Regions from separate parts of the Homo sapiens genome. Here region 1 is linked to region 2. A link is an interaction called in ENCODE POLR2A ChIA-PET data of the cell type or tissue named here. Cell type or tissue: PC-3. All regions are shown on one strand. Each heading gives the region's core, and the rest is flanking DNA. Links, peaks and the distances in the headings are about the cores only. Region 1 overlaps SLC7A14 (solute carrier family 7 member 14). Region 2 holds the start of SLC7A14-AS1 (SLC7A14 antisense RNA 1).

Region 1 (5,385 bases), core at 243-5,242, 110 kb after region 2:
AAAGTATTTCATTGTGGGGAATGAGATGCATTTTCACTTTGTACTGCTCAGCAGATGCCCCTATGCCTTCTATCCTAACTTTCCCAAGGATAAAAAGTATCTAAAAATTAATGTCATTTCTTTTCTCTTTTTCCCATACTTTTTTTCCAAACCACCCCCCACCCACCCCAATAGCTTTAGGAGTACAAGTGGTTTTGGTTACATGGATAAATTGTGTAGTGGTGAGGTCTGGGCTTTTAGTGCACCCATCACCCAAATAGTGTGCATTGTACCCAACAGGTGATTTTTTTGTTCCTCACCCCTTCTTTTATTGTTGACTTAATTTTCTTTTTCATTCTCTCACTCAACATTTCCTTAATATACTCCAGTCCATCATCCAGATTAAACTTTAGAACTCTCTTAAACTAAACAAAATGGCCTTTCAAATTACTTGCCTTCCTTTCAAAACCCCCATTCTGCTTTACTTAATAAATATCCCTTCTGCCATCAGTTCTCCCATTACAGCTTATTAGTCTTCCTGTACTATGCTCTTGCTTTGGGGTAATCAAACAATCTGAGCCTTCACTGAAAGAAATGAGTTCCTGGCACATGTAGATACATCTTGAACTTCTAGAATATTAATTTAAGTCTAGAGATGTAGTGTGTATTGCTGACAGTTTAGGGCAAATCTGTCTTTCACAAACCACTCACAGGAGCCTTGAGGATCTAGGCCTTTGTTTTTGTAAGCAGTAAGTTATATTATGTTGGTCATTAGGGCCTGTAATTTTGTTTCCTTGACAGTTACGTGAGACTAATTCAAGTCACTTCACTGATGAAGAAAACTAAAACCAAAACAATAAATCTTGAACATAATCTTCCACATACCTGAGGCAATTGGGACTTCATATTGTTTTTATTTTAGCAACAATATTGTTTAGCAACATTACTCAAGAAAATGGTTCCTATCTTTATTAATGCTTCCTAGTCTGTTTTTCTCCCATTATAGCTTCAGTTTTTAGTATGTTTGTTGAATGAATTAATGAATAACTAAATGAATAAAAAGCTATTATTTCTTTCTTAGATGTAGTGACAGTCCTAGAAAAAGTAAGACTTGGCCAGGCACGTTGGCTCATGCCTGTAATCCCAGCACTTTGGGAGGCCAAGGCAGGCAGATCACAAGGTCATGGGCTTGAGACCAGCCTGGCCAATATGGTGAAACCCCATCTCTACTAAAAATACAAAAAAACTAGCTGGGCATGGTGGTGCACGCCTGTAGTCCCAACTACTCAGGAGGCTGAGGCAGGAGAATCACTTGAGCCCAGGAAATGGAGGTTGCAGAGAGCCAAGACTGTGCCACTGCACTTCAGCCTGGGCAATAGAGGGAGACTCTGTCTCAAAAAAAAAAAAAAAAAAAAAGAAAGAAAGAAAGAAAAAGTAAGACTTGTCCAAAGTCCCATACCAAATCTGTGAACTCCTGGGCCTAATTCTCTGCTAAGGCAATGAAGATAGACCTGCAAAGTCATTCTTATTATCCATGCACTTGTATAAGATCCATTAGGATTGATCAGCTTCTGAGAGAATTTTTAAATTGCAGATGGACTGTATAGATGGTGAGGATCATGGTGTCAGATGGCATGGTCTTTGAATCTTGACTCTAACCTTCACTGGCTGTGAGAACTTGGGCCAGTCATTCAAATTTTATAATCCTCATCTGTAAAATGAGGATATTAATATCTACTTTATATGATTAAATGAGTAAATGTGATTGCTACTATTATTATAAGTATTATGATATAGCTGTCAAATTATTCTTGACTTTAAGAAGAGCACTCAATAAGTTGCTATATTGGAATCATATGTGTAAAGAGATGATAGTACTCAAATGACAAGTTTTCTCTAGATTCTTAATGTGCTGTAATGGGATCAGAGTGTTTATTTATAACTGTAGGTTGAAATAGACTTGGGGGCAGAAAGGAAGAACAGAGGCTATTCACTAAGAGTATTGAAACAGGGAATTCTTGTTTTTGTTTTGATAGTTAAATTCTCTACTGGCATATTTCTGTTGTCTATATTAGGAATTTATTTCTGGCACGACAGTCTCTACTCATTCAGATATTTTCTTCCTCTGCATTGTGATGCTGGAATAGAAAGTGTGTCAAAAGTCTTTGTGACTAGGACAGACTCTAAAATGAATCCCAAACTGTCTGTGTAGTTTGTTCCTACTCAGAATCAGGATAACCAGTCAGCTCAAGGGGAAAATAAAAATATTCAAAATGGTTGTTTGGCCTCTTTTAGAGGTAGCAATGTTGCGTGATTTTTAAAAAAAACCTCTTGGGAGTCTATTCCTTCAGCATTTTGTAGATGAGTCATAGTCGCCACATGACTGTTTTCTGTAGTGAGAGTGACTAACAGATTCAGTTTCAAATGTCAGGGTCCACACATGGAGATTACTGACAAGGATAAACCAGACTCAGGTGCACTCAGAGCAAGGCCAGATCATAGTGCCCTCTGAAATGACACAAACAGAATTAGCACAAAATACAAGAGATGTGTCCCTTACAGAAATAACCCAACCACTTGGATGGTTTATTTATTATTGATGGTTAATCAGTGGCATCTACCAGAACTCTCCAAAGGAGACCAACAAAAGATTGTCACTAATATGAGATTCAAGTGCCATGCCACCTGAGACCATGATTCTCACCATCTGTACAGTTCATCCACAATTAAACAACTTTCTCAGAAGCAGACTAATCGTAATGGATCTTATACAAGTACGTGAATAATGATAATGATTTTGCTGATCTATCTTCATTGCCTTAGCAGAGAATTAGGCCCAGGAGTTCAAAGATTTGGTAAGGGGCTTTGGACAAGATGTCACTGACACAAGTAAGATAGGCTATGAGTTGAGTATTATAACATGCCTAGAATAATACCCTAAGGAAGATGGGGGCTGCATAAAGACTAGATAAAGTCTCCATCTTTTCCCAAAATAATTTGCCAGTTTCTTCACCACTAGCGAAACAGAGAGAACAAGACCCTGTTTTTGAAGGACACAACTATTCTGGTAACCTGAAAAGTGTTCTTGGGTGGAGTTTGGAAGAGTTCTCTTGTCTCTGTTGCAGCCTGAATGGCACATTTCACAAGACTGTCTGTCCCACTCCATTAATCCTGACACTGTGCCCACAGGTTATCTTTGACCACTCATTTGGTTTTCTCATGGTCCTGCTATTAGGAAGGAAATAGCCTGGGCCACACTTAGAAGCATCTTCTATTGTATGTGGCTATATTGGCATCTAGCTAACAAATCAGTCTCTTGGGACCTGGGGAGCATGGCTAGATTCTTCAGAGCTGGATCACTCTTGATAAAACTGATAAAATTAAGCTTCTGTACCTAATTAGCCTGATCAGCCTGTGAGACAATTGTGACCCTACAAAGCCCTACCTGAGAAGCTAGTTCTGGGGTTTCTTTCCTCTCTTACTTGCTTCTCTTTTCAATATAATCTTTACTGAAATACCATCTGGTTTTGTCTTAAAACGATTCCTGAGAAGTTATGTATAAATGGAAAATTTTAGTTCAATTGATTTAAAAAAGTCTTTTATCAATGTGATCTTTGTCTACAGTAATGAAATGCATCATGGTGATCAATCCAGGCAAAATACCCTGCCCCTGAAGCAGAAGTGGTTTGGCAGTTGTCTTTTTTCACTTTCTTGGCCACTCCCAATCTTGCTTAAATCCATCTAATTGCCCAATTGCCTGGTCTCTGGGATTATGAATCTAATATCCTGCCACTTACAGTAAACTCTGGGTGAGCTTTGCCTTATTCTCAAATGATGGGAGCCATGGACTCTGCCCTTTTTCTTCCTGAGCACACTGTTTCCTATGGTGATCACTACCTGAGTGGTGGCATTGATCATAAATATCCTAGACCAGAAAGTATGTCAAACTCTTCCCTAACCAGCTTCTTAATGTGATAGATGGGCCAATACAGCATGAAGGATAACAAGTTGTGGGAATTCTAGAAAAGGTCCTGGAATGAACCTCAGAGCACATGCAATCAGTCATTTCTATCCATCCTGTGGGGTTGTGCAAGGAGTGAGGGAGCCTGAGAGTGGGAAATGCCATGTTATTTATCCTTGGGAAATAGCAGTATAGTGTGAAGGGCAAAGCCCTGGACTGGGAGTCAGGGAATCTAGTCACCGTACTGCTTTTAACTGAGCAAACCTGGGCAAGTGGCTTCACCTCTCTGGGTCTCAGTTTCTATTCTCATCAACTGAATGGATTAGCTTAGGTGATTTCTATTAAATGCTTATTGAATGAAGGGTGGAGGAAAAGTGGTTAGAGAGAAAGGGAAGTAAGAAGTAACTGATTTTAGAAACCTAAATATACAGAGACTAGATTAATTTGGCTATAAGGTGAAATTTAAGACCATAAGCCTGGATAAATTATTAGGAGCATGTAGATGAGGGAAAAATTCAACCCTGTTACAAAGAGGGCTGAAACTCTGGAGTCTGAAATCCTATCTCTTATGTGCTCTGTGTGCAGGCAGCTTCATCTTTCTGAAGCCTCCCTCATCTAGAAAATAGAGAGACTGTGATAATTTATATGCAAGCATGAACAGCATATTATTTACAGAACCACCAGAGATTAAGATGCCTTCTGTTCAGGCTGTGACTCCATAATCTCTGGCAGTTTGAAATGAGGAGGCAGGGGAGGATGTGTGTGGCAGGCAAAGGATGTCATGCTCATGTGTTAGTGTACTGTCTGTCTGTGTTTCTGAAGAGAATGCTGTATGTAGAAGGAGCTCAGAATGTAGAAGCAGGGTCTTATCTATCACCTGCTTGTAATTAAGGAACAATGGTATAGCTTCATAGTGAACAATGGAAAACTTGAGCTTCATGAATATTTAGTAGTCACTTTGTGTGTTACATTGGGTTATGCTCAATTGATGGCTAAAATTCCCAAAGGCAGCACAGAGCAGGACAAAATGCTATGAACTGAGAGGAGGGACTAGGTTCTAGCTCTTATACTGCCACAAATTTACTAGCTGACTTTGGGCAAGTCACTCAATATCTCTGGGTTTTAACTACTTCAACTGTAATACATAGGGAAAAGAGCATGGTAGGGTGATTTCTGAGATTTCTTCTAGTTACAAGATTGGACTCCATGAGCCCTGAATTCAAATGATATTCCTAAGATACTCATAAAATCCCTGTTCAAAGGATAAGCCCCTGGCTGAATAAATACATCCACCTATCTGTATTCAAGTTTCTTCAGTCCTTCCAGTATGACCTCCCACCAGCCAGATAAGGTCAGCCTGCACTTGTATCATTTCTGTTCACACCTTCAGCATTTGCTTATGCTGGTCCCATTTCTACAATAGCTTTCTCTCTCATTTATCCACC
Region 2 (5,385 bases), core at 317-5,316:
GATTTTACTGTTTAGATTAGATAGATATAAAAAGTTGTTAGGTTTAGTTGTTGAAACCTATTGTTGAAAACTTTAAAGTGGCTGTTAAATTGTGTTGCTTGTCCACGTATTAAATGGCTGTATTTTCTTAGGTTAATGATGAATGCAGACACAGGACTCAAAGTACAGCTATTTTTCTCTTTAATTTGTTAAATCAATTTGGAGTGTATATGTGGCTTGTTAGTTCCTTGCATAGGTAAGGAAGCCACCGTCTCAGCTTTCTTAAAGTTCAGCCTTCCTGGATTCACACTTTCGTCAGTTCCCCAATTATTTCCCACTCTCTCACCCGAGGAAAGCCAGTCAGCTCAGTGTGACATTCAAGTCTCTCTGTGAGTGATCCCTCACCTGCCTTCCTAGCATTATTTCTTATTGTTGCATGTATAAGTCATGCATAAATCATGTGCTCCAGGCAAACTAGCTCCTTGCTTTCTCTTAATGGAGGCACAGCACAAATTCTTAGCCAGAGGACCACAAACTAGTAGACCTTATTCATGCCGATCCTTTGCTTGGCATGCCTTTCTCTCATTTCTACTTGATAAAATTCTACCCACTTCACAAGTTCCAACACAAGTGTGACATTCTTTATGACCTTTCCAGAGGAAGAAGGCCTTCTTCATATTTGACCCCCCACAGCACATTACAAGTCCGTCATCTCACCTGACACATTCACTATTGTTCTTTATTTATATATCCCATTTCCCCTATTTGATTTTCCTTTTTAAGAGACAGGGTATTCTTCTGTTACCCAGGCTGGAGTACAGTGGTGTGATCATAGCTCACTGCAGCCTTGAACTCCTGGGCTCAAGTGATCCTCCTCCCTCAGTCTCTCAACTATCTGGGATCATAGGCACATGCCACCACACCAAGCTCTATTTCCTCTACTTCTTAAGAGCTGGATTTTTATCTGACTTACGATATCAATATCTGCCATAGTACATAATAGGCACTCCACAAGTAATTGTTGAATAAATATTTCATTTTCCTCCAATTCATTCATTCTGTCAATCATCAGGTATTTCTTGAATACACACTATATGCCAGGCACATGTAGCTAGCAAAATCTAGGTTTGAAGCTTACCTGTGGATTTTAATGATCTATGCTATTTCAAACCTCTACCTGCATGGGGAAAGATTTGTTCTTATCATGCAGAAGTACTTCTTCTTGTCATTACCACTAATTCTATTATTTTTCATGGTGTCACTCATTGGCAAATTTAGTAAAGCATGTCAGGGTTCTGCATTTATGTACTAAATATACGTCTAGTTTTGTCTTATCCTTTCTGTTTCTATTTTTGTTTGCTCTGAGTTCCTCACTTAATTTTTGTTTTGTATTATATATATTTTAGTAGCTGCCTCAAATCCTTTTGAAATGAAGCAGAGTACCAATAAATAAGTAGAATAAAATCTGAAGAAAATCAAGTAATTGGCTCCAAACCACAAATCCACACAATGAAATCTCACTCGGAGAGCTTTTGCTATTCAGAATTCAATAAAATGTAGGTCTTCCTTGGACTCCCTTCAAGGGGCAAAGTTTCTAAGATAATTATAAGGTGATCTTACTTTTAATGTGATCCCACACATACATCGTTTAGAAACCTGTTAAGAAAATAGTAATATTGTCATTGTAGTGATTGATGGTATTTGAAAACTGCATTGTAAAATCTGGGACTGTTCACAGAAGCAGGTAAACCTGAGGACAAACATGTCTATGTACCTGAAAATACTTTTTCTATCTTAGTGATTTTTTTTTTAAAACTAAGGTTGCTAGGGAGGTGATTTATCAACTTTAGAAAAATAAAGGGAGCTAAGCTTAAAATATACTAATATACTATGTGGGAAAAATGGCTCCTGAAATGAGAGTGCTTAATAGAATCTGCATGAAGTCAACAGCAATGGTGTTAACCAAAGCATACATTTTCCATTCCCATCCTATAGAAATTGCATTCATCTGCCACCAGGCTATTGTTACTTTAATACTTAAACCTCACTAGTAAAAGGAAGCTCTTTCACCCACGTTAAGATTTTGCCATTTTGCACTCCTATTTCTCTATTCTCATGCTTAATGAATACAACCCCTCCTCATCTATCTAGATATGTATCAAGCTTAACAGATTCTATTTACACCAGGCAGATTTGTTGAGTCCTATAGCCAATTCAAAACTTTGTTTTCAAAAGATGACTGATAATTAGTTTATAATTAATTCCTAATGCTGTATTTCACAGAGTAGGCACTGTATCTTTATGGTTAACTCTAGGGAAGAGAAAACATAGCATTGTCAAGCATGATATTAAAATGACAAAATGACCTCAGGAAACCAGAGTTCTAAACAATGACTACAGAAGAATAAAAAATATCTAGAAAATTGCAGTTATTTTAGTTTAATGGTATACATTGGCTATGATTACGATATGTAATTTATTTAAAGCATATTTTTTAAAAACTAGTTTCAATTCATCTTTATATGTATGTTAAAACCCAGTGCATCAGCCTGGAGACTTGTCAAGTTTGTTGTTTTATCTGCATTTACCAGGCTCCAGTGCTGCTCATCCATGGACTGTAGCCCCCAAGGGCAAGTGCCATGCTTCTATTCATTCCTGTCACTTAGCATTGGGTCTATTCTCAACCAGTGTTAGTTGAATGAAAAAATGGACTTTTACCTCCTTGCCATAATCCTAAAGCATGCCAAGATGGCATGAGCCTCAGCCTTTCAGAAAGAACAGACTTGAGTGCTAGCGAATATGTTCTGGAAAACGTTTGGCATACTGATACATCCAGGAGAGAAAGGACAAGGAATTTCTTCTTTTGTCCCTCTTTCAGGAAATCCTCACAGAGATTTTATTAATAGCTTGATTAATTTTAATAGCTTGGTTAATTCTATGATAGCTTGATTCAAATTGTGCCTTCACATACATTTGTACGTATCTCAGTGCAGCCACAGGAATTCTTGTAACCCAAGAGTAGAATTTATATTGTAGCCCATGTGTGTTTTTTTCCTTTGCAAATTCTCTCATCTATTCTATTTCTGAGAAAATTCTTTTAATAGCCCCTTTTATGGCCCAAATTTACATCTTACCAGGTAGATATTTCTCTGGGCTTCAGTGAAACTACTCTGGGAAATAACAGGAAAAAAAAATACACCTCTGAAAGTGAGCTAGCCCCAAGGAATAAGGTTCAGAAGTGAAATGTGATCTCATGGAATGCAACTACCTAAGTCGCTATACTTCAGCCTATTTTGTTTTCAGAGTAGCACACACCAATCAAGTGGTTGCCTATCTCAAAAACTTTAGAATTTATAATTTTAGAAATATGAAAGAGAATTTGCAATGTGATCTCAGTGGCTGGCTCACTTCTCCTTGTAAAAATTTTTATCTGATTATAAAACAAACAACCTACTTTTTCAAGGCATATCAGTGCCATGAAATCATGCTCCACCTTTGCCCGCTTTCATCATATCACCAGGAGCTGCAGTCTGATATAAGAGAGGCCATGACAGAGAGTTAATTTCTGCCAATGCCCTTCTGGCTTTTACCGCAAGATATGGTTATTTAATTTTCTTCTGGGCATTTACATAGAGCTTTGATGGTGCTTCTTACCATATCACTGGGTCTGCCTGACTGCTTTATGGTGAATCTGAAACCATTGGGAAAATGGTCCAGAGTCCCTGAACTTTGCTGGATCCTAAAATTATAGTTTGGAAGCTGTGAGAATGTTGGTGAATAAAAAGAAGCATGTGTCTTTTCCATGAATTAATTTTGGGTGAGATTGCAGGATAAAATGATGCTTGCTCAGGAAGTGCCAATGCCCATCTACCCACCCTGACCTCGGGGAGCAGCACTCAGCCTGACATGCCAAGAACAGAGCTTTGTCCCCATGTCTCAGGTGACTGAAATTCTGCCTTCTGCCCAGAGCCCCTGCTTGGGCTTCAACCAGCAAAGCAAAGGCCTAGGAAACATTTGGTACCATCAGCTCTGGTGGTTGCACCTAAGATGGAATTTCATATAGCCTCTTGTTTATTTATTTATTTTATTTAACAAGGCGACCAGTTAGGGGACCCAGGTTAAGCCCTTCAACAGAACTATCCTGAAGAGCAAAAGTAGCAAATGACAGGCTATGACTAGGGATTGAATTTGGGGAAGGCTGGATTTGTGAAATGAGAGCCAAAAAAGTTTTCACCTTCTAGCCCACAGGTTAAGTTACTGAAAATCAGTCATCACCATTTCTACCCACTTGTGTGTTTCTCCTACTCTGGAGAGTAATCTAACTCATCATTTGCAATCAGGGCCTCTGAGTTCTGTTTGTGTTTGCTTTTGCTCTTCGCTTTGCTACTTGTCCGGCCGTTTGCCTTCGCATCTGACATCTGTTGGTAATAGAAGCCTTTGTCTTCAGTGGGCCCGCCCCAGTCCTCCTGGCTCTCGCCCTCTGTGGCGTAGGAGAAACCCTCCTCCACTGAGAAGGGGTCATCCACGTCGTAGCGTTGGTACGTGCTTTGGTGCAGGGCCTCTTCTCGAGCGCTGATTTCCAGGGTGCTGTTCCAGATGCCATATCCAAAATAAATGAGCAGACCTGTGGGGCGAGGGGAAAGGTACAGGTGAATAAGCAATTGCTTTGGGATCCTGGGACTAGCAGAGAGATCACCTTCAGTGATGAAATCAAAGCTGGCGGGGTGGGGGGCGGTGGGGGCGGGGATGTATTTTCTTTGCTTTATGTGGTGTTTTGAAAATACTTGAATTAGATGCCTTTTAAAAATTGGGAGATCTTGCGTTAAGTAACCCATATTTACAGATTTTCCTAGAAAAGTCAAAAGGTCTGACAACACTGCATCCACATTTCTACATGGTGATTTTTGGCTGGTGTTGAGAACTGGCTGCCTCTTTAGACAGGATACAGGGTCTCTAGGTTACCTCAGTCCCCACCTCCCATGCTGACGTCGGGCTCATTACACTCATATAGCTGCCAGCCAGGAATTTGCATTTTCTACCCTGGGTGAACTATTTATGGATCAGCAACAGTTTATTCCCAACGTTCTTATAAGATTTGATTATTCTCTGCCTCCAGTTAGGGACTCTATCTCATGTTTCACCTCTTAGCAGCATGCATATATTATCCTGTGATTTACCTTGACATTTTACACTCACTAAAGGCGTGATATATCATGGCCACTCCAAGCTGCCTGCTTTCTTCTGTGTGCTCTCAGAGTGTCTAGTGCATGCTACTATTATGTCCCTTAGAACATCTGTTGTGTGATTATCTGCACAGGGTCGTAGACTCTGCAGAAAATTGGCACTTAATGTTTGTTGAATGAATGGGTGAGAACTCCTGATAAGCGTGAAATGTCCAGTGCAACC

Evidence for each region. ChIA-PET counts read pairs that join two places held together with the same protein. Peaks named below come from ENCODE experiments on the same cell type or tissue, not always from the same donor. Only the 100,000 strongest peaks of a DNase experiment are listed, where the experiment ranks them.
Region 1: POLR2A ChIA-PET joins it to region 2 with 5 read pairs; 1 of 35 experiments calls an interaction of 5 or more read pairs at or near these places.

What each region holds. Positions count from the first base shown.
Region 1 is chr3:170,570,687-170,576,071 of GRCh38, forward strand. The region is part of intron 1 of SLC7A14 (solute carrier family 7 member 14); the gene reads right to left. The region is part of intron 2 of SLC7A14-AS1 (SLC7A14 antisense RNA 1); the gene reads left to right. Among named protein-coding and RNA genes, the nearest start is that of SLC7A14, 13 kb to the right of the region's middle. In PC-3, for the core only: no CTCF peak of the experiment used is centred there; a DNase peak (open chromatin) is centred at 2,375; H3K4me3 peaks cover 384 bases; H3K27ac peaks cover 578 bases.
Region 2 is chr3:170,462,775-170,468,159 of GRCh38, forward strand. It overlaps SLC7A14 (solute carrier family 7 member 14), which reads right to left. Exons shown (of 8, transcript NM_020949.3): 8 at 1-4,603. The coding sequence ends at 4,281. SLC7A14-AS1 (SLC7A14 antisense RNA 1) reads left to right here and starts at 4,511. Exons shown (of 6, transcript NR_135556.1): 1 at 4,511-4,622. In PC-3, for the core only: no CTCF peak of the experiment used is centred there; a DNase peak (open chromatin) is centred at 3,397.